2 separate regions of the Homo sapiens genome follow, and region 1 is linked to region 2. A link is an interaction called in ENCODE POLR2A ChIA-PET data of the cell type or tissue named here. Cell type or tissue: PC-3. All regions are shown on one strand.

Region 1 (2,500 bases), 200 kb after region 2:
TAATTTGAATTTTTACTTAAATCAAAAGCAGAAAATTTAAATTGTCACTAATCTTAACTGGTCAAGGCATGATGCATCAGTCTCATAACCTGGCAAAAACCTGCCCTTAAATGATCAGGTCAGAAACAGTAAGAGTCTCTATCCTGGTCCTCGGTAATACAGAGAGCTCCCAAATAAAATATATGTATTACAGAGCAATTCAGCCAAATATACAGTCTCTGATTTTCACATGGCCTACACAAACTTTATGTTCATTAAACATAAGGTGCAAATATTAAACACAAATTTTGAGTTGCAAACCCCAATTCACATTCAAACTTTTAGAACAAGCAAAAGCTGTCTAAACAACATATGCTATCCCAGCCACTGTTTGTCACTAGTCTAGTGACAAATCATGGAGATGGATTCAGACCTCAAAGCAAAAGCTCTATTTAATTTGAGCTCTATTTAATTGCCACTAGACTTAGTCCAGCCACAATCCCTGCCCTCATGGAGCTTAGCGTATGCCATCAACCCAATCCATCCACCCATTTTAGAGCAACAATGTGATGTGACAGGATTTGGCATATTGTCCAAACGCTACTTGTCCTGGACTGGTTTGTCTCCCAGAACAGATGACTGACTGCCTGGTCCTAATTAAGTGGATACTATAATCAAAGCCATGACTGCTTACCCATTTGAAAATATGTTTCAGAAACCATTTTGGTTAAACTGAAAAAGAAAAAAAAAAAAACCTGTGAAACCTAAAACTGTTAAGCAATAACACTAAAACAGGTCATCATTAAAAATCAAAGAAATCACTAGTTCTATTATCAACCTTTTGGTGTGTCTTTATTGTCATTTGAAGAGTCAGGGTGAAAGACAAGTGATGTAGCACTTCTGTTTTTAATAATTACAGTTTAAACTACCTGTAGGTTGGTGCAAAAGTAATTGCGGTTTTTGGTCCTTAAAAGGGACTTGAGGAACCTACCCAGGATTACAGAAGTTTCTTTCCACCTAATGAGACAGTCTGGCAATTTACTAGTTTTGTATCTGATTCAATAGAAATATTTCAAAGTGGTATGTGACCACTTGATGTGGAATGTGGGTTTCCTTCTAATAAATCCCTTTGCCAAATGCAGGGAGTTGCAGACTTGCCTCTGGCAAGAGTAAATAAAGCAAATAGGTGAATAAACTTATCCTGATGTGGGAGCATTCTCCTATTGGAGTTCAGTCTTGATCAAAGTGTCAGCGCAGGAATCAGACTCCTAGGAAGGTTACAGTATCTCCTGACAAGACCTGCCAACCACAGCAATAGTGTTGCCATTACTCGATGCCTGCCTTCTGATGGATTTGGGTGAGTAGCTGAGCAAGCCAAGGGGAGGCTGGGTGATTAAATAAGAAATAGGGGATTTTTAGTTAGACAAGGCTTCATCTGAGAAAAAAAAAAACGTTAACAAATAATCAGTTGGAAGTTGGCCCAAATATTTTCCCTGGAAAATACCCATTTTTTTTTCCCAGCAAAATTTTGTTAGGGGTTATGTTATTGAGGAATGAACTGACATGAATACGTGGAGATGTTCTGTAATACCATACTATGCTAGACATCTGAAGGCCCAGGGCACTTTGTTTTTTTTTTGTTTTGTTTTGTTTTTTTTAGAGACAGGATCTCGCTCTGTCACCCAGGCTGGAGTGTTGTGGCACGATCACAGCTCATTGCAGCCTTGACCTCCCCAGCTCAAGCCTCCTGAGTGAGCTCAAGTGAGCCCGCCCACCTCAACCTCCTGAGTAGCTGAGCCTATAGGCAAGCACCACCATGCCTGCTTTTTCTTTTTTTTTTTTTTGGAAAGATAGGGTCTCACTATGTCACCCAGGTCTCAACTCCTGGGCTCAAGCAATCCTCCAGCCTCAGCCTCCCAAGGTGCTGGGATTATAGCCATGAGCCACTGTGCTCAGCCCCTGCAGCAGATTTAAATTCCAACTCGTTATAACTTCTTAAAAGACTATGAAAATATCAAAATGTACATGAATCAAGTTTTAAGATACTGTATGATGGGTGAATGAGGCCGTCTACTGTACCATTTCTTTCTTTGAATTCTTAGGCATGGTTTGGCAGTGCAAGAACTTTGCAATATTAATAAATTCAATAAAAAGTAAACATATGGTTAAAAAACAACAAAAATCAAAATATAACTTAAAAATTAAATTTTTTAACATTAAAAAATTCAATAAAAAGTAAACATATAAAAAAGTAAACAGAAATCAAAACATAACTTAAAAAATAAAATTTTCTTAGGCTATTTCCTCTTTGAGCACATTTTTAAAAAATAATTCTGAAGTCATAGCCCAACTTAATAAGAAAGAATGTTATGAATCAATTATTCCATTTGCATCAGTGACAACACTGGGAAAGATTATAAGAAAATGCTTATGATGCAGAGCAGCAAAACACATACAACATATTTTCTATTTCTACTTGAAATAGTTCAATAAGCTTACAAGGCTCTAAAAACAGTGAAAT
Region 2 (2,500 bases):
GTGAATTAACTGATTAAAAGTATGAACTCTGAAGCCAAATGCCTAAATTTGAATCCTGGTTCTGGTATCTACTCGTTTGTGACCACAGGCAAATTACTTAATCTTTTTGTGTCTAATTCCTCATCTATGGAATGAGTATAATGACACTATCTACCTCATTGGGTTATCACGAAAAACAATGAGAAAATATGCATGTAGAATAATGTCTCATATACAAAGTGCTCAATAAATGGTAGCTACTGTTATCTCAGCCTCACATGCATTTTGGTGGCTTGAATTGATTTGTGGTGGCCCGATCCTGGTATGCACGAATCCAATCCAGTTTCCATCAGATGAGATCCTGACCAACTTTTTCCTTAGACCAGGAGTTCTTAACCCAAGGGCCATAATAAGCTGTAGAGAAATTTTATGCAAAATTGGGTATAAATGGATGGTGTATATTTTTCTAGGACAAGAGGCCACAGCTGTCATCAACTCCTCAGTAAGTACATGATCTTGAAAAGATTTTTTAAAACAAAACAAAATCTACTGCCTTAGCATGACCACTACCATTTTCACCGTTTTTTTTTTTCTCCTCTTATATGATTTCTACACCTTGGCCTCTATTCAATAAGTTATAATATTTAAAAAATTCTTTCTTTGCAATGTTATTCCTGTTTAATCCTTTCCATTTTCAATACAACCAAGGTTACTTCTCCAAAGAACTGTAATAATATCACCTCCTCTGCTCAAAAACATGGCTACTGTCTCAAGTCCAAATAGCTTAGCTGGACATTTAGCCTCTATGTCTTGGCCACAACTTACCCTTCCAGCCTTGTCTTTCATTCTCTTCCACAAATGGCCCTAAGACAGTCATTTGCCATTGAGAAACTCCATGCAGCTTTCCTTCCACAGCTCATTCTACTCTGTCTAGTATGTCTCTTCACCACCTTCTATCCATCTTTACCACCACTTCCTCAGTAGGTCAATGCCCTTCAACAGTTGCTGTCTTTAATACATAAGGACCAACATGGGTGTATGCAAACATGTATCAGGGTTTGTCAAGCTCATCATTACTGGTATCGTGAGCTGAATGATTTTTTGTTGCAGAGGACTGTCCTATGTGATGCAGGACATTTAGCAGCATTCCTGGTCTCCAGACATTATCAAATGTTCTGGGGCTGTGGGGTGGGAGATCACTCTTGGTTGATAACCACTGATAAACTACAACAAATATATTTAATTTCCCCTTCAAATTCTTTGAGGACAAAGACTATGACCTTGCTTATTTTATATTCTCGATATTACCAAATATAGCAGTTTATGACAGATTTAGATAAATATTTGTTTTCTGCTAACCTTTCCAAAGTTAGTATACAGAACACAGAACATTCTAACCTACTGTGTTTCTAGATATTCATGAAACTTGAAATACTAAATTTCAACTTAGCTTTCAAAGAAAAAAAAGGCCAGGTCTCACAAGGCTGCAGTGTAATGGTTAAGACCACAGTCCACTGTAACCCTGAACTCCTGGGCTCAAGAGATCCTCCTGCCTCAGCTTCCCAAGTAGCTGGGACCATAAACACACACCACCACGCCTGGCTAATTTTTTTTTTTTTTTGGTAGAGACAAGAGTCTCACCATGTTGTCTAGGCTGGTCTCAAATTCCTGGCCTCAAGCAATCCTCCTGGCTTGGCCAAGTAGAGCTTTTAAAAGGCAAAAACTACTATGTCATAATATCCCTATAATTTTCAACAAATACTATCAACTATATTTGTGCCCTAAAAGAGATGTATATCTCACATACCGCCAGGGATGGGGGATGGAGGGAAAGAGATGTATATTATGACATTATAAAAATTAAGCAGACAATGGGCTGGGCATGGTGGCTCATGCCTGTAATCCCAGTACTTTGGGAGACCAAGGTGGTTAGATCATTTGAGGTCAGGAGTTCGAGACCAGCTTGGCCAACATGGTGAGATCCTGTTTCTACTAATTAGCCAGGCATGGTGGCAGGCACCTGTAATGCCAGCTACTCAGGAGGCTGAGGCAGGAGAATCACTTGAACCCAGGAGGTAGAGGTTGCAGTCAGCTGAGATGGTACAACCGCACTCCAGCCTGGGCAACAGAGTGAGTATCTAAAAAAAAAAAAAAGAAATTAAGTAGACAGTGAACTTCTAACCTACATAATAGCATTCCAACACTGAAGACTTACAGAAGAGTAATACCATCTCCTCCTTCCTTTAAACATCCTATGTTCTATGAAGTATAGTGCTATCTCAGTTAAATGCTTAGAAACAGTCAAGGCCCAGTTAGTGACAGAGGTAAAGCTTCAATCTAAGGCTCCTAAATTAGGGTTTTAGGGTTAGAATCCCTTACTGGTCCCTTGCTGCATATTAGAAATCCTCTGCGGAGTTAAAAATAACAGATCCCTGGGCCTCCCTCCAGATCAATTAAATGAGAACGAGGGAATGGTGCTAAAGATTAAAATTGTTTTAAAAACCCCCAGTGGATTCTAATG

What was found. ChIA-PET counts read pairs that join two places held together with the same protein. Peaks named below come from ENCODE experiments on the same cell type or tissue, not always from the same donor. Only the 100,000 strongest peaks of a DNase experiment are listed, where the experiment ranks them.
Region 1: POLR2A ChIA-PET joins it to region 2 with 5 read pairs; 2 of 35 experiments call an interaction of 5 or more read pairs at or near these places.

Annotation. Positions count from the first base shown.
Region 1 is chr6:37,861,842-37,864,341 of GRCh38, reverse strand. All of the region lies in intron 1 of ZFAND3 (zinc finger AN1-type containing 3), which reads right to left. Among named protein-coding and RNA genes, the nearest start is that of ZFAND3, 43 kb to the right of the region's middle. In PC-3, no CTCF peak of the experiment used is centred here; a DNase peak (open chromatin) is centred at 1,171; H3K27ac peaks cover 1,401 bases.
Region 2 is chr6:38,062,025-38,064,524 of GRCh38, reverse strand. The region is part of intron 3 of ZFAND3 (zinc finger AN1-type containing 3); the gene reads right to left. Among named protein-coding and RNA genes, the nearest start is that of ZFAND3, 240 kb to the right of the region's middle. In PC-3, no CTCF peak of the experiment used is centred here; no DNase peak of the experiment used is centred here.